Linked DNA regions of Homo sapiens: region 1 is linked to region 2. The links are chromatin loops, found by intact Hi-C in ENCODE. Cell type or tissue: ascending aorta. All regions are shown on one strand. Links, peaks and the distances in the headings refer to the core of each region. The heading gives the core; the rest is flanking DNA.

Region 1 (12,193 bases), core at 2,348-10,347, 84 kb before region 2:
CCTCAAAAATCTGCCACTTAGTAAAACACTAATCATTGTCTATGCTTATCCTAATGCTATGAAAAGTTGCCACTGACCTTATTGCAAACACTTGTTAACTCACTGAGAGACAATGAAGTTTAAGCTGTTTCTCCATTTATAAAATGGGGATGGAAACGCTTGAGAGATGCACTACATTTCTTGAAATGCACTGTCATGAGTTCACAGAACAGTCTTTCTCCTCTGCCTCCCTCCAACCCATCATATCCACAGACCACTGCAGCTGTGTTACCCTTGTCAATTTATGTAAACTTTTCTGATCCTGAGTAGTTTGAGTGTAAAAATAAAGGGATGGGGCTTGAGGTTGGCTTCCATCTTCTTTTTCCAATTATGTTTCCTTTTTTGTCCAATTACTAGGCCAGGATATCCCATTACTAAGTTTTTATTTTTCCCATAAGATAAAGGTTGTTTACTCTGTTTTACTCTGCCTCAAGGCTTAAAAATGGGCTGAGCAACTTATAACTGTGATTTCTTAATGAACTTCGAAGAACTTTTAAGAAAAGCTGAATGTGGGAAGAATGTAAGGCATGTTCATCTGCAACCAAAAGTTGCTTCATTCTACTATCATATATGTTCTTTAAGGCAGTAGTTCCCAACCTTTTTCGCACCAGAGACTAGTTTCGTGGAGGACAATTTTTCCATGGACCAGAGTGAGGGGGACAGTTTCAGGATGAAACGATTCCACCTCAGATCATCAGGCATTCGATTCTCATAAGGAACTCACAACCTAGCTCCCTCACATGCACAGCTTACAACAGGGTTCACACTCCAATGAGAATCTAATGCCACATAGCAGATCTGACAGGAGGCAGAGCTCAGGCAGTAAGGCTTGCCGGCCTGCGGCTCACCTCCTGCTGTGAAGCCCTGTTCCTAACAGACTGCTGACCGTACCTGTCCGTGGCTCAGGGATTGGCAACCCCTGCTTTAAGGGCAAGACCTGTGTCTGATTTTTTTTCTAATTCTCCACATGGCTTTGTACATAGTAGATGCTCAATAAATATAGTTTACTATTTTATATTTAGTTTCAATGCTGAGGACTTTTGGAGATCAGGAACCTTGTATGAGATCACTGTAAGTCTAATGCTCTCCTAATGGTATAGCAAGGACTTGGAGTCTTAAAACCCATTTTCAAATGTGCTACTAATTTCTAGTCTTGTCAAGAGACAACTAACCCATTCAGCAACTAATTGTTATGCTAAAAATTGCCTGTTTTTTGATGTTAGTAAAATCCAAAGGCTAAAACACATCTAAATCTATCCATGGTTTCTATTTTTGCATTTCTTATTTTGTATTTACAGTGAAGACATCCAATATATCAATTTTATGACAGTTGTCCTTATGGTTGCTGTAATTTCAAGTATCTTAATCATTATACAACACTTTATATAACACATAAATAGGTTAGGGAAATAACCCAATATCCTTTTGCAGATTAAAAAAATCATCACAGAAGGAACTAGAAGAGATGACGATGCTTTTTTAAGGATGGATCGACATTTCAAATGATGAGAATCAACCAATCAACTGAGCTACATACATCTGTTTAAAAAAAAATCAACCCTGAAAATATACACTAAAATTTTGCAAAAAATTAGTCACTTATGCAAATATATTTAGGTAATATATGTACATCTTCATCATTAGGTAAGATTTACTATGTACATTCTATAGACATTTTAATCCATTAATCCTTACAATAAGGTAGTTATTATTGCCATTTTAGAGATAAGAAAACTGACACTCAAAAAGGTCACAGAACTGAAACTCAAACCCAGATTTGCCTAGCTCTGATCATTACATTTTATCATCTAAGCCATATGGAAACTGATCAAATGACCAACAATAGTGGAAGGTTAGGTAAATTAGGTTGCATTTAGAAATTATGCTACTATTAGAAATTATAGGCTGGGCGAGGTGGCTCACTCCTGTAATCCCAGCACTTTGGGAGGCCAAGGCAGGTGGGTCACCCAAGGTCAGGAGTTTGAGACCAGCCTGGCCAACATGGCAAAACCCCATCTCCACTAAAAATACAAAAATTAGCTGGGTGTGGTGGCGTGTGCCTGTAATCCCAGCTATTCGGGAGGCTGAGGTAGGAGAATCGCTTGAACCTGGGTAGCAGAGGTTGCAGTGAGCCAAGATCGTACCACTGCACTCCAGCCTGGGAGACAGAGCGGGACTCCATCTCAAAAAAAAGAAAATAAAAGAAATTATAAAGGTAGTTTTTGCTATCAAGATCACTATGGAATATTAAACTCTTCCTTGGCTGAACACTTTGCATACATTATCTCATTTAATCTTTTCCCGACAACTTTTTGAAGTAAATATTTCTATTATCCTCATTTCAGAGACAGAGAAACAGAGGCTTAAGGATTAAGATGACTCTACCTGAAAAACAGAGGCTTAAGGATTAAGATGACTCTACTACCTGAAAAATAGCAGAGCTGGCAAAGAAAACCAGGTGAGCTTGACCCCAAAAGCCCATTTTCTTAATCATTACACTGTATTATTACTCAGTAGCTGCCTGATATAAAGTTGGTAGAGGGCCTCGAATAATTACAACTCCTTCCTTCTGAGCCTTGCATTAAAGAAAATGAGACCACAAAAGAGTACCTCAAAGTTAAAATGAATAGCACTGGTATTAGTGGTCTCTGCTTCAGGACAAATACTTTCTCATTTGATTCAAAATAGTGTTTATTTAAACCATAGAAACTATATGTATTTCTTCTGTGTTTTTCTAAAATGTTCTTAATTTTTAAAAATCAAGTTTTGCCCAGATTTCTTTTTATCTGTACAAATAGTGAATTGTGTTGCCATTGTTGCTAGTAGTGAAAGAGTTAAATCCTGAGGGTACACCCTGTTGGGTATCTCCCTCAACCATCTAAAGAAAGAAAAAAAAAGGTCACAGTCAGTTACTCCCATTAGATCAGTGTTCATAAGAACATCTGTAGGCACACATACACACTCTCTTTACAGTCAGCCTTCTGCTTGCCACAGTCATAGTGGGCAGTCAGTGAATCTTCCCCAAGTGCTGACAATTAATACCTGGTTTAGCGGCAAAGATTCAGAGAGGCGTGAGCAGCCCCTCTGGCCTTCAGGTAGGTCTGATACCTTCATTTCTACCAAAGCTAAAAAATGGGAGCCTATGTTAGTAAACTTTAAGGGAATGAAGATGCCACATTTTGGCAGTGTGTTAGTCACAAGTGGATTTGGTGTCTAGATAGGGAAGGGATGAGTAGAATTTGGAAAATGTGGGGCTTTCTGTTCTCTGGCTGCTTCAGGGATTTAATTATTAGGCCTTTAGAGCACTATTATTAATCTTCGTACATAAATCGTTCTCTGGCCTAAGACAGGAAGGAAGACCTAATCCTGGTTTTACTGCCAGCAGAAATAAAATAATATATGCCTCAAACCTGATTAACAGTGCAAGATACTGTTATTCACACATTAAATGCCTGAAGTTACTTACATGAGGTTACTTGCTACTCTGGAGCAATCAAGAAAACATGGCCAGCACGGATCAGCAAGATTTAATGTTTCACAGTACAGTATCTTTCTTTGGAAAAGAAAAAGTCAGTTCAGATATTAGGAACTATAAACCCAGACCTCATACTATGAGTCCTTTCATTATACTCAACTATGCCCTAGCATCAGAGAGAATAAATGAAAATCTCCCTGCTGAAGAATGTTAGCATGGGGTTGGGAAAATTGTATATATTTATTGGTCCTATATTTCTGTCCTTTACAAAGAATCTTTAATGTGTTGACCTTGAAGCCTCCCTCAGCTGAAGAACAGGATCTTATTCTTTTAAATCTGCCTGTTTTTATGTAGCCTATTAAAAGGAAAAGACTTCAGTAGGTTATTTTAGATATAGTATAATCATTTAAAAACTCTTTTTAAAAACCAAGGTGTGACTAATACAGTCATATTGAAACTATGGAAGAGATACAATGGTCTACTCCAGTGAAAAATATATTCAAGTTGATAAAGCAAAATTTCAAAAACCAAATGTGGCAAAATCATGTGAAAACACTTTCAATGTTCCTGTTTATTCTTTAAATGCATACATCATCTGGTTAAAGTGAGTAATCTAAAAATTAATTACTCACACTTGAACCATGTTACAAGAGGAGGTAATTCATCTTAGCAATAAGAAACTTTACCACTGTTTTTAGGGCCTTGAAATTATGAAATGAGCCAAAAGCAGAGCATCAAAGGGAAAACAGGTCAAAAGCCCTGTTTCAAAAATCTTTAGGGGCCTAGACTAAGCTACAAAAATGGACAATCCTCCTTATGTCTTGCCCAAGAAAATGTTTCTGTGTAATCTACAATAATCATGTTTTCACTTACGAGAAGCCACAATTCCTACAGCAACCTTAAAATGAAACCAAGAGGCGACAATAAAAACATTGCTTTAAAACAACTGTTCTTGAAAAATCCCTTTGGATCTGGAATCCATTACCACTGTATGGCTTGCCTTGTATCTCAATAACAGTCATCACAGGTGTTTGAAACAAGCAGGCCTTGGCTTTGGTGTTCCCCCCACCCAAAATGGGACAACTCTCTGATCATAATCACTCAGGCTGAGTGTAATCACCTACAGTTTTCTGAAGTGAGGGTCAATAATGTCTCCTTTTAGTTTCTATGAATAGCATTTTTCATAGTTGCTCAGATGCCTTCCCTCATGTAGGCTTGGGTAGGCCATGATATAAATAAAACACTGCCTAGATTATTTTATAAGCAGGGCAGTTTGCTGAATATACAACTGAGGGAGACAGGCTTGTTTTCATAACTTTGATAATAATCCTTCTGAGACACCATTTCCTCACCTGCTTTAATAACCCACCAGATAATTGTTGAAAGATCACCCCCTTACGAGTCTCCCAAGTAGACTGAAAATAATAACTACAAGAGATTATTTAGCAGTAAATTACAGCTGATCTACAGAAGTTCTTTAAAGCAAAAAAAAAAAAAAACAAAAAAAAAACACTACCATCTCATTAGAGTGACCAGAGATTCTAAATAGTCCAAGGAATCTTTGCAGGAGGAATAAAGATAAATTAGATAAATTATAGTATCAATTAACATTTATTGAGTGTTTATGTGCCAGGCACTGTTCTATGTGATTTACACGTGCTATCCCATTTATTTCTCAAAACAGCCCAGTGAATATATACCAAGATTATCCCCAGTTAGACAAAGGGTGACAAGAAGAATAAAATATTAACTATCTTCTGTTAATAAATTAACTACTACCAGCACCCTCATCATATATGTTTATCCAATTCTTTTAGTTCAAATGTTTATCTGTCTATACCCACTGACCTGATTCCCATATCCTAAAGCCCCTTCTCATCCTCTCCAACCTTATCAACTGCCATTACTGGCAGGTGCGTATGCACTAGACCTTATTTTTGGTAAATTTTAAAATAATCATAACTATCGTCTACTATATGCAAATCCCTGTTCTAAGTACTTTACGTATATTCAACTATTAATCATAACTGACATCAATATATGAGGTTGGTAAAATTATTATCTCAGTTTTCAGATGAGGAAACTGAGGCACACAGAGGTTACATAACTTGCCCAAAGTCATGTAGTTAGTGGCAGAGCCAGGATTTGAATCCAGCCAGTAAGCATTCAGAGTCCACACTCAGCCATTGTTTATACTGCTTTTGAAGCATATTAAGAATTAACTCTTAAAAGTCAAGAAATCTGTGCTATGTTTTGTTTCCTTTAACATTTGGTGCACAGGACATCACACTGCAAACACGGAGTGTATTCCACAACTCTCTAAGGTAAACAATAATAAAATAGAAATTTATCAAGCTTCCTTCATCTAGTAAATATTCTTTTTGTTGTAACACAAGTATGAAATTCTGAATAATTCAAACACTTCTATGCTTAGTCCCTGCTTACTTACTACAGAATTATTAAAGAATTACCCAAAAGTTCTTGGACTGGAAAGATGTGAAAAAGCCACTAACTCTATTTTCCTAGAATGAAGATGAAAAGAAGATGTGTTTAGGAACCTTCTCTGCTTCCCTAAAAGAACCCTAAAAACAGGAGTAAAAACAGTGAAGAAAACAAAGGACCTTCAAAGTGCACTCGTTAAAACCTAATAACTGTATTTCTATTACTAAATGTAGAAGTGGTAAACATCTTTAACAGGCAATGTCTCCCCTGCACTCTAGGGATTCAAAGATCCATCTTTCGGTTCTGTAAGACAGTCACGGCTTTTGTAACCTCGGTGCCCCCTTCAACCTCCCGCCCCAAGCACCTCCAGGGTCGTCAGGGGTGTAGTTTTGAGTCGCGCTCCTAAGCATCCAGACAGGCAGGACACCGTAACGACATCTCTGCCGGGAGTCCCTTCAGACTGCGGTCTCCAGGTAACCGCACTCCAACAGAAGCAGTTGTGCTTCCTATCGGGTCACCTGTTCAAAAGTCCCCAGGAGAGGCTCCAGCAATACCAGGGTAGCGGTTTGCCCGACACCGCTCCGGGCGCTGCAGCCTTCCGGCAACCCGGACGTTGGGTCGGTGTCAGCCACTCTCACCTCCCATTCCCTAGTTTTCCTCCTTTGCTCCCGTCTAGTCACTTCGCACCTTCGGCTAGTCTTTATTCACAGACACATTCCAGGAGTCCCCTCTCCCAGAGCAACAAAGACAGATTTCCAAAGCTACACATCCCAGAGAGAACGGATTCTTGGGAAATGTGGTTCTTTCAGCTGACGCATGGTGACTCTTTACGGAAAAGGACTACAATTCCCAGAAATCCTAGGGAGCATATAGTCCGTGGCTAAAACATGTCCCAGCTCCTTGGATGGAATGGCAGTAAAGGTTCTGTGGCTCTTTACTGACCTAACTCCTTGGATTTTCCTCATTCAGTCCCACTGCAAGCGTGTGGGAGGACTTAAAAAAATGCTATTCACATGTGAAGGAATCTAAATACGATGATTATATGAAGCGATCTCTAAGTCATTTTATTTTATAATTCTTTCAGACAAAAATCTACGTACCATCAGAAACTATGTCTCTGCAGATGGTAACAGTCAGTAATAACATAGCCTTAATTCAGCCAGGCTTCTCACTGATGAATTTTGATGGACAAGTTTTCTTCTTTGGACAAAAAGGCTGGCCCAAAAGATCCTGCCCCACTGGAGTTTTCCATCTGGATGTAAAGCATAACCATGTCAAACTGAAGCCTACAATTTTCTCTAAGGATTCCTGCTACCTCCCTCCTCTTCGCTACCCAGCCACTTGCACATTCAAAGGCAGCTTGGAGTCTGAAAAGCATCAATACATCATCCATGGAGGGAAAACACCAAACAATGAGGTTTCAGATAAGATTTATGTCATGTCTATTGTTTGCAAGAACAACAAAAAGGTTACTTTTCGCTGCACAGAGAAAGACTTGGTAGGAGATGTTCCTGAAGCCAGATATGGTCATTCCATTAATGTGGTGTACAGCCGAGGGAAAAGTATGGGTGTTCTCTTTGGAGGACGCTCATACATGCCTTCTACCCACAGAACCACAGAAAAATGGAATAGTGTAGCTGACTGCCTGCCCTGTGTTTTCCTGGTGGATTTTGAATTTGGGTGTGCTACATCATACATTCTTCCAGAACTTCAGGATGGGCTATCTTTTCATGTCTCTATTGCCAAAAATGACACCATCTATATTTTAGGAGGACATTCACTTGCCAATAATATCCGGCCTGCCAACCTGTACAGAATAAGGGTTGATCTTCCCCTGGGTAGCCCAGCTGTGAATTGCACAGTCTTGCCAGGAGGAATCTCTGTCTCCAGTGCAATCCTGACTCAAACTAACAATGATGAATTTGTTATTGTTGGTGGCTATCAGCTTGAAAATCAAAAAAGAATGATCTGCAACATCATCTCTTTAGAGGACAACAAGATAGAAATTCGTGAGATGGAGACCCCAGATTGGACCCCAGACATTAAGCACAGCAAGATATGGTTTGGAAGCAACATGGGAAATGGAACTGTTTTTCTTGGCATACCAGGAGACAATAAACAAGTTGTTTCAGAAGGATTCTATTTCTATATGTTGAAATGTGCTGAAGATGATACTAATGAAGAGCAGACAACATTCACAAACAGTCAAACATCAACAGAAGATCCAGGGGATTCCACTCCCTTTGAAGACTCTGAAGAATTTTGTTTCAGTGCAGAAGCAAATAGTTTTGATGGTGATGATGAATTTGACACCTATAATGAAGATGATGAAGAAGATGAGTCTGAGACAGGCTACTGGATTACATGCTGCCCTACTTGTGATGTGGATATCAACACTTGGGTACCATTCTATTCAACTGAGCTCAACAAACCCGCCATGATCTACTGCTCTCATGGGGATGGGCACTGGGTCCATGCTCAGTGCATGGATCTGGCAGAACGCACACTCATCCATCTGTCAGCAGGAAGCAACAAGTATTACTGCAATGAGCATGTGGAGATAGCAAGAGCTCTACACACTCCCCAAAGAGTCCTACCCTTAAAAAAGCCTCCAATGAAATCCCTCCGTAAAAAAGGTTCTGGAAAAATCTTGACTCCTGCCAAGAAATCCTTTCTTAGAAGGTTGTTTGATTAGTTTTGCAAAAGCCTTTCAGATTCAGGTGTATGGAATTTTTGAATCTATTTTTAAAATCATAACATTGATTTTAAAAATACATTTTTGTTTATTTAAAATGCCTATGTTTTCTTTTAGTTACATGAATTAAGGGCCAGAAAAAAGTGTTTATAATGCAATGATAAATAAAGTCATTCTAGACCCTATACATTTTGAAAATATTTTACCCAAATACTCAATTTACTAATTTATTCTTCACTGAGGATTTCTGATCTGATTTTTTATTCAACAAACCTTAAACACCCAGAAGCAGTAATAATCATCGAGGTATGTTTATATTTATTATATAAGTCTTGGTAACAAATAACCTATAAAGTGTTTATGACAAATTTAGCCAATAAAGAAATTAACACCCAAAAGAATTAAATTGATTATTTTGTGCAACATAACAATTCGGCAGTTGGCCAAAACTTAAAAGCAAGATCTACTACATCCCACATTAGTGTTCTTTATATACCTTCAAGCAACCCTTTGGATTATGCCCATGAACAAGTTAGTTTCTCATAGCTTTACAGATGTAGATATAAATATAAATATATGTATACATATAGATAGATAATGTTCTCCACTGACACAAAAGAAGAAATAAATAATCTACATCAAGTTTGACATGTTTTCCTGAATTACTTGTATGCATTTTCTTTAAGGATTTCCCCTCCCCATTATATGATGCATGAATGATGTGCCAAAGTCAGTCATTTGAACTAATTATTTGTGAGAATTTTCATGGAAAACTGGAGCCCATTGCTACTTAGTACTCTGGAAAAAGGAAGTGAGTAAGAATACAATAAGAAAGGACCACCAAATAAATCTCATGGAGAAGAATAATATTATTTCCCAAAATAATGTAAGTTTAAAGAATTTCATGACATTTACAGGCAGAAGATTTAAATGGAGGAAAAGAAATGTATTTGTGTGAGTGTGTGTGTGTGTGTGTGTGTGTGTGTAGTTAACATGTGGAGATTGCTGCCAGTGAATATTATAAAATCAGTGATCTTGCCAAGGTCTAATTAGACACTCGCTAGGATGAAACTAGTTAAAATGACTGTTAATTTTAAGGGTTCAAGACATCAGTTGATAACTAGATGACCTTAGAAACAAATGTCTTTCCTCCTGAAATATTTTCCGGAAAAAAAAATTTTCTGGAAAAACCTTATCTTAAGAGCTTCAGCCACAGTTACAGTGAAGACTCTTACTCCTCACTGAAAGTCTACAGTGTGTAAGGTACAACTAACAAATTTACGGGAAACATGAATTATGCAAGAGATGAAACGCTGGAGTACAAGTTCTTCTGCTGAAAGTTCCATGTCCCCAGATACTGAAATTAACTTTGATAAACTGAATCATATTCACTCTGTTTCAATAATGTTGCTCGCTGAATATTCCTGTTGAACAATTGTTGCACATTGATTTGATCTTTTGTTGTTTCCATCACCTATATAAAAATAATAAAATATAAAAATCTTCTATTTATATTGATTTACTCTAATTATTAAGATATGTTACCTAAATAACGGCAAAATTAAACTAATTTTTTCAGGATCACTCCACTTTGATTTTTTTTTCTATTTGTTAGTAGAAAATGGCACAAGTTGGAGCGAAAATATCCTTTACAGAGTCCAAAAGTGAAATTTCCCCAAGGAGTAGGTATATTCTCTCTTCTTGATTTGTCTGCAGTGATTTGGTGGCTAAAGAATTATTACCACATATTTATTTTGTAGCCAATGAGATCCAGATATGGTAATCTAAGTGATTCAGTTGTGAACTCACTGAATTTCATAGTCAAACTCAGATCTCACCAGTATAGCTGCTTTTGGGGGAGGGTGTGTGTGTGCGTGTGTGTGTGTGTGTGTGTTTCAAGAGCATGCAGATTGGTTATACAGATTATATATTTGAGTACAATTAAGTCTTTTTTATGTCATCTCAGCAATCAGTTTATTCGATGTGACTTTAAGATAACGGTCACTGCTTTTCAAATAAGCTGATGCAAACATTCAAATGAGCCGTGTTAGAAGAGCAGACACCTATTTCAACAATATTGCCTTTGCCTAAAATGTTTCAGGGACTCACATTTCAATCAATCACCTTCAGAATCCATGATTCATTCCCTTGAAGATGTTCAACAGCTGTACCTCTTTCTTCATTAAAGATGGATTTAATTTCTGGAAACAGACAAGTGTCATTTGAAATCTAGCAGAGTGAGATTTTCAGTATTACACTACCACTTTAGGTCAAAAACAAAGTGTGAATACAAGCTAACAAAATGGATTTTCTGATATGGCTTATGAATGGGTTTTAAAGGAAAGTCTCAAAATTGTTTGCACAAGACTACAGGAGTAGTATCAAGAAATAAGTATATGACTTCCCAGGGTAATCATTTTAGGGGACTATACACATCTCTAAGTACAGGTGAGTTCAATGTGTTAGGGGAAAGGGAAAGTGTAAAGAAAAAGAAATTGTTATTCCAAAGGCTCTGGGGAGAGATGAAGCTTGCTACTTTTGAAGAACTGAAAGGTCAGCCTGGTTAAAACACAGTAAACAAGTAGGGGTGGAATGGCATGAGCCCAGAGAGGCAGGCAGGGGCCAGGGATCCAATTTTTCATCAGTAAAATAAAATCATATTCTGCTCTGCCCATATAGTAAGCAGTTATAAGGGCCAAGCACATTATTATAAACTGAAAAATAATGTATACTCTTGTTATACTTGTGTTCAAAAACATAGTTTCATTATTCTCTATCATTGTGAAATAAATCCAGACACTCTGAGTAAAAATTATTTAAGAGGGTATTTGCCAGAGATTTTACCATAATAAACATACATAATACACATTCCAACTGACAAATACAAAATCTAGATGACACATCGTCAAGGACTACATAAAAATATTTTAGGTAGCCTGATGGGAGGAAGACTAATGGTCTTGAATTATGGTTAATAAGAGGATTAATAAAACAATCTAGATTAGAAGATATAATTGATGGTATGTGATCTCATCTTGCATTGAAAGTCAAATTATAAGATCAGATTTGTCAGAAATAATACTCTTTTTGGTAGACCATAAATTGATAAAACGAAGAACTTGAAGTTTGGTAAAGAGATAAATCACTCATTTAGCATAGTATGAACGGTCCATTGACCTGTTCCCTCCTGGCTTATTTCTTAGCCCCACTACTCACTTCGCACTTTATACTCAATTTCCAAAATGCCAAACTGATAACACTCCTAGTGAGTACCCCTGGTTGTTTCAAACCCCAGGGCCTTTGAGCAAGCTGTTCCTTCTGCAGAGAATACTTTCCCTCTTGCACTTTGCAGCTCCTGCTAATGCCCTGGTCCATCTGGCCCAGTTCTATTCACTCTTTACATCCTAGTTTAGATACCTCCTCCCTCTAGAAGCCTTCTCTGAACCCACTATCTTTTACAGCTTACATACTCAGGGTGCAAGAAATAAACCTGGCTGTATTTTTCTCTAACTCAGCTTACATTGTATTATGCATCTCTTTGA
Region 2 (12,193 bases), core at 2,337-10,336:
CTGCGAGAGCCTCCACACCTAGCAACCATCAGCAATATACACAAACCAGGCTTTTAAATTCAGACACTTCCTAAACGATAAACCTCCAATTGTTTCAAAATACAGATAAACCAAAAGCTTAAATATACGTTTTTGGGCCGGGTTCAGTGGTTAACACCTGTAATTCCAGCAGTAAGTAGCAAAGTCAAACAAAGGCACATGCTCCAACATAGATAAATATTTATTAGGTGAACATGTTAAGCAATAATACTGAAAGGACATGTAGGCATCCTTTTGCTTTATTTCAGGTTTGGGGTGATTTTAGTAATTTTCAAAAATGTGTCCAGAAGGGAAGGTACAAAGAGAATTCATAAGGTAGTACTTACTTCGGTGAATTAATCTGACTTTTAGCTCAGTTCAAAAACTGAATCTGCCGGCTGGGCGCGGTGGCTCACGCCAGTAATCCCAGCACTTTGGGAGGCCGAGGCAGGTGGATCACGAGGTCAGGAGATCGAGACCATCCTGGCTAACACGGTGAAACTCCGTCTCTACTAAAAATACAAAAAAATTCTCCAGGCGTGGTGGCGGGCGCCTGTAGTCCCAGCTACTCGGGATGCTGAGGCAGGAGAATGGCGTGAGCCCGGGAGGCGGAGCTTGCAGCGAGCGGAGATCGCGCCACTGCACTCCAGCCTGGGCGACAGAGCGAGACTCCGTCTCAAAAAAACAAACAAACCAACAAACAAAAAACACAACAGTGATTTTTACCACACCATGTGTCTGGGCACTAACTCGGCTCACAAGAAACATATAGGCAAATCAGACAAAAGCAATTCATTTGCATTAAAACTATAATTCACAAGTAGATCAGATACTTACATCCTCTGGCTGGTACATTTTTTCCCTCAAGGAAAGCAGTTAATTGGGTGAATTTATCATCTCAACATTGCTTGATGAACAGCGGCAAAATTAAGAACAAAACTGGCTCCAATGCAGTGGATATGTGCCCACCTTCCCCTTTCTTCAAAATTAAGAAAAAAATAGACTCATTCCTTTATCCAAGAGCAGGAAAAATGAGCGTGACCACAAAAAAAGCCTAGGTTTTTTATTGGATTTGGGGAAGACAACGGAGAAGGAGGGCACATATTTGTATTCCTTGCTAGTAGATGGGCTTTACCAAGGAAAACTCGTTGTCTTGGAAATTTTGGAGAACTTTTGTAGATTTCAATGTGATTTCTAAAACTAAACTTCTGCCTCCTGGTGGCTCAGACTCTGCTTCTAGCCTGGACAGTTGACAACCAAAGGTGCATCTCCAAAGCCTGCCATTACTGTGTACAGTCTCCCCGGGAGCCTCCCTGCACAAATCCACATGTCCACACACCTTCCCTTCCCTCTTTGTCACCCCCTCCCACTGCCCTGCCCCTCCACTGCTCTGAGCACTTTCCCTCATGTTGATGGAGTACGGTAGTGGGGAGGATGGAGAAGAGGGTGGAATGGTGGGGGCTGCTGAGAAACTTAGGACACTTACAGTGTATTTTAAGGCCAGAATCCTGTATTCAGAAATATCCTTTCATGTGCTTCTTTGGCTTCATTAACTGCTGGTAGCAATTGTAACATTTAACAACTCAAAGATTATGACATCAGGCCATCTCCAAAATGCCTGCCTTTGAAAATGGGCAACCAGGGGGAGATTTTGATCCAAGGCACCTCCTCCTCCAAACAGCTGCCACACTAGATCTCTGACCTTGCCTAGGTCCCATCATATCGAATTCCTCTTTCGCCTTTTAATTACCTCATTCTTTCTTGGTCTATACTTTCATAAAAGGTTAGCGTATCTACATTCTTATTCTTGCTTCTGGCACAAGAAAGATTCTGACTCTCAGGTGTTTTTGTCCAGATCGCATGTACCAGGTTGCGTTTCTTCTCTGAACACACAGTCTCCCCAGGTTGTGTCACCTCCTTAAAACAGCTGGGCACAGACACCTTCTGGAAAGTTTTGTGTCCCCTCAGGAGTATGCCCACTCTGATCTGAAGCCTGCTGCTTTAGTTCCTTCTCCCTGCCTCAACCACACTGACTTTAAGGCTCTGGATTATAAATGTAGCTTATTTCAGCTTTAGGGCCTTTGCAATAGGTGTTCCCTCTGCATGGACCACTCTGCTGAAAGATCTTTGCATGCAGAAACCATCACTCAGGTATTTAGTTTAAATCTCTCCTTCACAGATGAGTGGTGAGTGAGGGAATGAAGCTGCATCTGTATTTACAGCCACTCCCCATCCTCACATTACTGCCTGAGCTCCACCTTCTGCCACATCAGCTGTGGCATTAGATTCTCACAAGAGCACAAACCCTTTCGTGAACTGCACATGTGAGGGATCTAGGTTGCACACTCCTTATGAGAATTTAATGCCTGATGATCTGCCACTGTCTCTCATCACCCCCAGATGGGACTGTCTAGTTGCAGCAAAACAAGCTCAGAAATCCCACTGATTCTACATTATGGTGAGTTGTATAATTATTTCATTATATAGTGCAATGTAATGATAATAGAAATAAAGTGCGCAATAAATGTAATGCACTTGAATCAACCCAAAACCATCCCTCTGCCCCACTCTGCTCTGTAGAAAAACTGTCTTCCAAAAATCCACTCCCTGGTTCCAAAATGTTTGGGGACTGCTGCACTGCTGTATCTCCTGGGCTAAGAACAGTGCCTAACACATTCTATTAATTATCTATTGCTGTGTACCAAATTACCCAAACTTTAGAGCTTAAGACAACATTTATTATATCACAGTTTTTGTAGGTTCCAGCTTAGGGTCTCTTGTGAGATTGCAGTCAAGATGTCATCTGATGGCTTGACTGGGGCTGGAAGATCCACTTCCAGGATGACTCACTCACAAGGCTTTGGCAGAAAGCCTCAGCAATCGTCTGGCTATTGGCAAGAGGGCTCAGTTGCTCAGCAGCCTTTCTAAAGGGCTACTTGGGTGTCCTCAGGACAGGGCAGGGCTTTTCCCTCATAGCAAATAAGAGAGAGCAAGACAGAAGCTACAATGTCTTCTATAGCCCAGTCTAGGGAGGCACATTCCGTCATTTCCACAATATCCTGTTTGATATGGTTTGGCTCTGTCCCCACCCAAATCTCATCTTGAATTGTAGCTCCCCTAATTTCCACGTGTTGTGGGAGGGACCCAGTGGGAGATAACTGAATCACAGGGGCAGTTTCCCCCATACTGTTCTTGTAGTAGTGAATAAGTCTCACAAGATCTGATGGTTTTATAAAGGGAAACCCCCTTCACTTAGATCTCATTCTCTCTCTTGTCTGCTGCCATGTAAGACATGCCTTTTGCCTTCCACCATGATTGTGAGGCTTCCCCAGTCATGTGGAACTGTGAGTCCATTAAACCTCTTTTACTTTATAAACTACCCAGTCTCAGGTATGTCTTTATCAGCTGTGTGAGAACAGACTAATATACTGTTACATGAGGCAGCCCTATGTATTGTGGAAGCAAACTACACGTGGGCATAAATACCATCTTCAAGGCAGGCTGCCACACACACTTATAATGGTTGTTCAATAAGTGTATTTTGAGCTAATGAATTGTGTCATAATTTTATAATTCAACTTGTAGAGAGCCATCTTATTTCCAAATGTTTGGGGAAGTTTTACCTTCCCAACTCTACCTTCAGCTGTGTAAAACTATTTCCTATTTCATTTTTCAAATAGGATGTGAGAAACAGCAACCCAGGAATGATATTGTCTTAGTTCAATCTGTGCTGCTATAACAGCATAACACTGACTGGGTAATTTATAATGAACAGAAATTTACTGGCTTAGTTCTGGAGGCTGGGAAGTCCAAACTCAAGGGGCTGGTATCTTGCAAGAGCCTTCTTGCTGTGTCATCCTATGTTGGAGGGCAAAGTGAAGGCAAGAGAGAAAGAGATGGAGAGAAAGACGGGGCTGAACCAAACTTGTCCCTTTATAAGGAACCTACTCCCAGAATAACGAATTCACTCGCATGATAATGGCATTGATCCATTCATGAAGAGTGTCCTTCCACGACCCAAATGCCTCTCATTAGGTCCCACCTCCCAAAACCACCACATTGGGGATCAAGTTTCCAACGCATGAAATTTAGGGGACGCATTGAAACTATAGAAGATATGGAGACTATATCTTTATTCATGTTTGATTTACTTATAAGGACAACTGGACAAAATATTTTAAATTATTAGGTTGGTACAAAAGTAATTGGCATTTTTTCCATTAAAAGTAAAGGCAAAGACCACAATTATTTTTGCACCAATCTAATAGCAGCTTTTCAGGAAACCTGATCATTGTGGTTGCTATATATAGGTAACTTTACTAATAGGAATATTCAATTATTTCCATCTGCGTAGGACTTCCTAGTTTGCAAGGTATCTTTCCATATGACCTCATTTGAACTCATAACAGCTCTGAAAAGAAGACAGGATAGATTTCATTACAACTCTATAGATAAGGACATCTGACCAGGTCCCAATTTCAATGAGAGTCAGAAGCAGGAGTAGAACTTTGGCTTTCTTATTTCGAGTATCAGGAAAGAATTCAAGAAAGAACTGTGCATAAAGTAGGCTTAGCTATGCAGCAGAAAAGACAATCCCAATATCTCAATGGCTTAAAATAACAGGCGTTTGTTTCCTGCTCTCGTAAGTCCAATGCAGGTGGATTGACTTTCCAAGGCAACTGCCCTTCATACATCAACTGAGTGATACATCTCTTCCCTCTTGTAGTTGCCCTTTGCTCCTTGGTTGCACACAGGGGAAACAGTCTTGCAATGAAAATAAAACGCTTTGACCTAGGAATGATATGCATCCTTCTCGTCATAGCTCACAGGCCAGAACTAGTCACGTGGCCCTGCCTGATTGCAAAGGGAAATGGTATTTGTAAGTTTCCTGTGTGCCCAAGGCATGGATGAGCACTAAAACTCTCTCCTATATTGAATAAATTGGATTTGAAGGAGTAGGAAAAGGCCCCTTGAGGGCACTTATGAAAACAATGTAAAGAAACATACACAGAACACCTAATCTTTTTGAAAGCCTGGTGCTGGAGTCTCTCACAATAGATTTTTATTATTTTATACTGACAAAAGCCTGGTAAGGTAGACATTATCCCCTTTTTTATAGTTTTTGGTCATTGTAGTTCATGGAGGTTATGTAACCTGCCCCAGAGCTCACACTAAGAAGTGGAGGGAACTCTGATTCTCTTGCTCTTCCTTTTCTCCAGCTCTCAATTTCATATAATGATCTTTTCTTCCATCCCATAAGAGATTTAATTTTTAAGAGGAGCTTCTAGGGAGGGATACACAAAGGCTGGCAATGTTTTATTTTTTAAAGCTGGGTGGTGAGCACACAGATGTTTGTGCTCTTTTTATGTCTTAAGTGTTTCAAAATACAATCTTTTAAAAGGGGGTTGACAGAACCTGAGAACCAGTGATAAATTCTTCTTAAAAAGAGAAGCATTTTTAATGAATATTGGCAGCCAGAAAGTAGGACATATAGTATTGGTAACATTTATTGAGCCCATACTATGTCCTAGTTTTGGGTTTATTTGTTTGTTCGTTTGTTCCTTGAGACAGGGTCTCACTCTGTCACCCAGGCTGGAATGCAGTGGTGCAATCATGGCTTACTGTAGCCTTGACTGCCAGGGCTCAAGCCATCCTCCCACCTCAGCCTCCAGAGTAGCCGAGACTACAGATATGCACCACCACACCCAGGTAATTTTTAAATTTTGTGTAAAGATGGGGTCTCACTATGTTGCCCAGGCTGGTCTCAAATTCCTGGCCTCAAGTGATCCTCCTGCCTTAGCCTCCCAAAGTACTGGGATTATAGGCATGAGCCTATTTGTGCCTGGCCAGATAGTTTTAAATAATTTCTTTACATATTTTATCTCATCCTTCCAACAACCCTGTGAGGTAGATACTATTATTATCCCCATGTTAATACGAGATGAGAAAACTGAAACAAGTACAGATTAAGTATTTTACCTGAATCACACATTTATTGTAGGAAAAACCGGATTGGAACCAAGCATTCTGGCTTCAGGATACATACGCATGACTACTATCCTGGAAAACCTCCCCTAAGAGGTGGACGATGAACCAAATATGCAGAGGTGGATGAAACTCTTTTGTGCTTCTCCAGCAAAACGCGTGGTACATTCTCTAGACGTTTATGACCAGTTAAACAGGGAATTTAAAATAGTTTTCCCATGACAGAGAAAGACAAAGCGCTGGTGTTCTTGGCAGGAAATTCAAAGAAATATTTAAGGCAAGGGCTGACTCCCTTGGACCGGATGAAGGGGAAGAGCAGGTAATAATAGAGGGTTCTATGGATCGCAGAAACTTCCTGGGCAAGGAGGGTGGAGCTGGGGAGGGGTTTAAGAATTCCTGAAGGTCAAGCGATCTAGCCCAGCTGGGGTTTTCTCCTGCTTGGAGAGGGGTGCTATAAAAGCGCAGTTTGGGATTACTACTGTCGCCACTGCTCACCAAATTAAGTTATTCCGGGAGGGATCTTCTCGTCGCCATCCTCATTCCAACACACACCCATTGACACACTCGGGTTCGGCTGTGCGGTGCAACGAATTCCCAGGTGGGACACCCGAGCAGGAAGAAAGCCAGGCTGCGGGGCTGGGGGCGCCGCCCGGCCCGCGCCACAGTCCGCCTGGAGGATCACCGCCAGGGGGCACTCTCTCCGAACTCGGCCGCTCTGTCTCCTCCCCGGCGCGCTCCCTGCCCCTCGCTCCCCGCAGCCAGCAGAGAAGGCGGAAGCAGTGGCGTCCGCAGCTGGGGCTTGGCCTGCGGGCGGCCAGCGAAGGTGGCGAAGGCTCCCACTGGATCCAGAGTTTGCCGTCCAAGCAGCCTCGTCTCGGCGCGCAGTGTCTGTGTCCGTCCTCTACCAGCGCCTTGGCTGAGCGGAGTCGTGCGGTTGGTGGGGGAGCCCTGCCCTCCTGGTTCGGCCTCCCCGCGCACTAGAACGGTGAGTCTCCTTCAGGCGCCTCCTCCTGGCGGCCGCCGCCTCGCTTCCCAGCGGTCAGGGACGCCGCCCCCCGCCCCTTCGCTCTCGGCAGGTCGGGGACGCAGTCCCTGTCCCCTCGCTTCCCACCAGTCGGGGACGCCTCCCCTGTCCCTTCGCTTTTCACAGGTCAGGGACGCCGCCCCTACCCGCTTGCTTCCCACGGGTCGGGGACGCCGCCCCTGTCCTCTCGCTTCCCGCTGGTCGAGGACACCGTTCCCTGCCCCTCGCTTCCTGCAGGTCGGGACGCAGCCTCTGTCCCCACGCTTCCCACAGGTCGGGGACACCGTTCCCTGTCCCCTGACCTCTGCTCCCCAGGCCTCCTCTTCCTCGCTCATTCCACCCCCTAAAAAACCCCGCGTCGCCTTACTCAACCTCGCTCCCCTCAACTCCGCTTTTTCCCCTTCCCAGATAAGGAAATTGCCTCCTGCAGTTGTCCGCTCCTTGGAGCAAACACCTGCTTAAATTTTTAAAAAATCCTTTACGTTCCTGGCGACTCCGGCTGTCACTGTCATGGGAAAGCTATTTTTGGATTCCCTGTTGAACTCTATAGAAGTCTCAGGCAGCGAGTTTAAAAAAAAAAAAAGGCTCAGATGACACGAATGTTTTCTCCCCCGCCCCTAAACTCGGTAGTTCGAGCGATTGTTCCAGACGCCGGGTTGATAAAGCTGTTCCTAGTATTTGGCTTAAGGGGAACTCCAGCTGAGTTAGGACTGTCTTGAATGTGAACAGAAAGCACCTAAATAAAGTATTAGCAGCTTCGCTGTATGGTATTTAATTGTTTCTTTCTCTGAGAGCAGATTACTATTACTGAATGTCTTGTTACACAGGTTCCATGTAGAAACGAGAAAAACTGGTAAAGAAATTCTGTGTTGGCCTTGTGAACTTGGCCGCTATCATTTCATTCATTCTCCTTTGATTACTAGGGAAGGGAGAGGGGCTTTTCAAATTTTGAGGTTGAGTGTATAGGCAGGAACAATGTGGCCTCTTTTGTGACTCTAGGAAGGAGTCCGGCATGTGGTGGGTACAGGATCACATCAGAGTTTCAGCCTGCATGCACCACAATATTTCAGAATTGTAACATGAGCTCTTCTCTGTGATAAATTTGGGCATGTGATGCCGGTAAACTTTTGGACACTTAGATTTGGAGAGAAGTTCAAATCCTTGCCTCCTGGAGCAGAGTAAATAGTGCCCAGGAAGGGGAATGCCCCTTGAATTTGGATTCAAAGTTAAGGCACAACAGTTGAGTATTTTGCAGCATCTCTTGGCCATTGGAGTACATTTGTAGGTCTTCACACTTTAGAAATTTAAGAAGCTGGTAAACAGTTTCTGTTTCTAAAGCTAGTAGCACATTAAAGATAATTTCTCATATTTTCTTTACATGGTTTTACTTCAATAAGTTACATGTTTACTCGTATGAATTTCAGTTGACTTAAAATTGACTCATTTAAGACATAACTTGTTGACTTCTTTTAACTTGGCACATACCTCCTTAGCATCTGCCTTGGAGGACAAACTTTTTGTGGATTATCCTACTTCCCCCTCCCCCAAGACATGTTACAGTATTCTCTTTTGATTATAATGTACACCCAGATACTAATTCGTGAATTTAAGTCTTGATTTATGACAAGGCTGCTTTCAATACTACTCATTTTACGGCTGAAATAAGTTAGCAGTAGTTAACGTTCCACAATCTTTAAGGTAGTGCTTATCATACTAGATTTCGCAACTGCAAAAGGGGATTACAGTCAGGACACTCTTAACATACAAGTTAAGGAACAATTTATACTTTGTTCCATCCCTTCATTAATTCCTGTAGAAAGCCACGTAAGTATACTAGAATAGAGGCTGTAAGAAATTTTTATTTTAGGCCTGGCATAATGGCTCATGCCTGTAATCCCAGCACTTCGGGAGGCTGAGGTGGGAGGATAGCTTGAGACCAGCCTGGGCAATATGGCAAAATCCTGTCTCTACAAAAAAATACAAAAATTAACCAGGCTTGGTGGCACACACCTGTAGTCCCAGCTACTTGGGAGACTGAGGTGGGAGGATCACTTGAGCCCAAGAGGTGGAGGCTGCAATGAGCCATGATCGTGCCACTGCACTCCAGCCTGGGCAATAGAGCAGGACCCTGACAAAAAAAAAAGTGTGTGTATATATATGTATATATATACACATATATAAAATACATGTATATATGTGTATATATACACATATATAATATATACATATATTTGTATATGTTTATATGTATAATACATGTATGTATGTGTATATATACATATATACACGCGCGTGTATGTATACATATATACACGCTCGTGTATGTATACATATATACACGCGCGTGTGTATGTATACATATATACACGCGCGTGTATGTATACATATATACACGCGCGTGTATGTATACATATATACACGCGCGTGTATGTATACATATACATGTATATATACGTGTATACACGTATATATACATATATACATGTATATATGCATGTATACACGTATATATACATATATACATTTATGTATGTATAATACATGTATATATATATACATTTATGTATGTATAATACATGTATATATACATATATACATTTATGTATGTATAATACATGTATATATACATATATACATTTATGTATGTATAATACATGTATATATACATATATACATTTATGTATGTATAATACATGTATATATACATATATACATTTATGTATGTATAATACATGTATATATACATATATACATTTATGTATGTATAATACATGTATATATACATATATACATTTATGTATGTATAATACATGTATATATACATATATACATTTATGTATGTATAATACATGTATATATACATATATACATTTATGTATGTATAATACATGTATATATACATATATACACGTATATACATTTATGTGTATATACGTATATATACAAAGCACTTTTTGTTCTTCTCTTAGTGTTAGTTATCGTTATAATTAAGTTAGGTGATTTTTCCTTAAGTCATTGCAGTTCTTAAAACTAAAGGGACAAAATGTTTTACCAAAGAAAGAGGAAACAAAAATGCTAAGTGGCAGTCAAGAATTGTTTTTAACTTAATTTTCCCTTTATGTCTAGTTACATGAAACTAAATACTGTGGACTTAAAGGATAACTATATGAAAAAGTTTATTTGGAAAATAGAAAGCTTCTGGATTGCATCTTAAAGCGTGGAAAGTAATGTGAAACTTGAAGGCAAATAGATTTTGAACATGCTCACTTTTATGTGTCACACTGCATTCCCACAGTGGAGTTCCTTTTAAGGAATTATAACTGATTAGACAGATTTTCTTAGGAACACATTAGCTATAAAAGGTCTCTTCAGACCTAAAGACCTTCAAGCCTTTTGAACTGGACTGGAAGCAGGCAGTGTATAGACTATCCAATAAACTATATTTTAAACTGGACATTTGGGCAGAAAAGAAAAGATACACCTAGCTTCATAATTTCTGCCTTTGTCTTGTGGCCAGCACTTGGATATATGTCCTACACCAAATAACAAATACTAATTTCTCAAAAGTGATTTTACTTAAAAAAAAAATGGTTCAAGACTGAAATATACCTGATGTTGTCAAGCGTAGAGAAAATGGACTCTTGCATATATACTGTGCTTGTGTGAGTGGAAATTAGAATGTCTTTGATACATATTAGATAACCAGCATTATCTATCAGAAAGCTTAAAAAGTTACATACCCTCTGATCCAACAATTCTACCTCTAGGAAATTTACCTAAGGAAGTAATTGGACACAGAAATGTACAGATATACCTCATTTTATAGCACTGGTTTTTTGCACTTCCCGGATACTTTTTTGTTTTTTTTTTTTAACATATTGAAGATTTATGTCAACCCTGTGTTGTGCAAGTCTTTGCACGCCATTTTTCCAACAGCGTGTGCTCACTTTGTATTTGTCTGTCACATTTTTGTAATTCTTGGAATATTTTAAACTTTATTATGTCTGTTATAGTGATCTGTGATCAGCGATCTTTGATGTTACTATTGTAATTGTTGTTTTGGAGTACATGCACCACACCCATATGAGATGATGAACTTAATAAATGTGAGAGCTCTGACTGCTCCACTGACCAGCTGGTTCCCTTACTGTCCCTCTCCTCAGGCCTCCCTACTCCCCTGAGACACAGCAATATTGAAATTAGACCAATTAATAATCCTACAATGGCCTCTAAGTGTTCAAGTAAACCAAAGAGCCACATGTCTGTCACTTTAAATCAAAAGCTAGAAATAATTATGCTTACTGAAGAAGGCACATCAGAAGTCAAAATGGGCCATTTAGCCAAATTGTGAATAGAAAGGAAAAGTTTTTGAAGGAAATTAAAAGTGGTACTCCAGTGAACTCACTAATAAGAAAGTGAAACAGCCTTATTGCTGATATGGAGAAAGTTGTAATGGTCTGGATGGAAGATCAAACTAGCCACAACATTTCCTTAATCCAAAACCTAATCCAGAGCAAGGTCCTAATTCTCTTCAATTCTGTAAAGTTTGAGAGAGGTGAGGAAGCTGCAAAAGAAAAGTTGGAAGCTAACAGAGATTGGTTTATGAGGTTTAAGGAAAGAAACGCATCTCCGTAACATAAAAGTGCAAGATGAAAGAGCAAGTGTTGATGTAAAACTACAGCACATTATCTAGAAGATCTAGCTACGATCGTTGATGAAGGTGGCTACACCAGACAACAAATTTTCAGTGTATACTTAACAGCCTTTTATTGGAAAAAGATGCCACCTAGGATGTTCATAGCTACAGACAAGTCTATTCCTGGCTTCAAAATTTTAAAGGACAGGCTGATGACGTTTTTGTTAGGGGCTAATGCAGCTGGTGAATGTTGAGTTGACACCAGTGCTCATTTACACTTTTGAAAATCCTAGAGCCCTTAATAATTATACTAAATCTACTCTGCCTGTGCTTTATAAAGGTAACAACAAAGCCTGGATGACAGCGTATCTGTTTACAGCGTAGTTTACTGAATATTTTAAGCCCACTGTCAAGAACTGTTCAGGAAAGAGAGATGCCTTTCAAAATATTACTGCTCATTAACAATGCACCTAATCACCCAAGAGCTCTGATGGAGATGTTCAAGAAGATTAATGTTGTTTTCATGCCTG

Evidence for each region. Hi-C counts contacts between places; a loop is a spot of excess contacts. Peaks named below come from ENCODE experiments on the same cell type or tissue, not always from the same donor. Only the 100,000 strongest peaks of a DNase experiment are listed, where the experiment ranks them.
Region 1: a loop joins it to region 2, with 2.2 times the contacts of the local background. A loop is called at or near these places in 8 of 110 quality-filtered maps.

The regions. Positions count from the first base shown.
Region 1 is chr11:36,589,043-36,601,235 of GRCh38, reverse strand. RAG2 (recombination activating 2) reads left to right here and starts at 3,000. Exons shown (of 2, transcript NM_000536.4): 1 at 3,000-3,134; 2 at 7,041-9,293. The coding sequence starts at 7,068. The coding sequence ends at 8,651. It overlaps IFTAP (intraflagellar transport associated protein), which reads right to left and starts at 6,734. Exons shown (of 6, transcript NM_138787.4): 1 at 6,644-6,734. RefSeq lists an enhancer at 6,688-6,827. In ascending aorta, for the core only: no CTCF peak of the experiment used is centred there; a DNase peak (open chromatin) is centred at 6,775; H3K4me3 peaks cover 1,687 bases; H3K27ac peaks cover 495 bases.
Region 2 is chr11:36,504,843-36,517,035 of GRCh38, reverse strand. TRAF6 (TNF receptor associated factor 6) reads left to right here and starts at 6,764. Exons shown (of 7, transcript NM_004620.4): 1 at 6,764-6,988. It also overlaps a transcript of RAG1 not described here. RefSeq lists an enhancer at 6,896-6,945. In ascending aorta, for the core only: a CTCF peak has its summit at 6,686 (motif pointing right); DNase peaks (open chromatin) are centred at 6,399, 6,725 and 8,982; H3K4me3 peaks cover 3,231 bases; H3K27ac peaks cover 2,915 bases.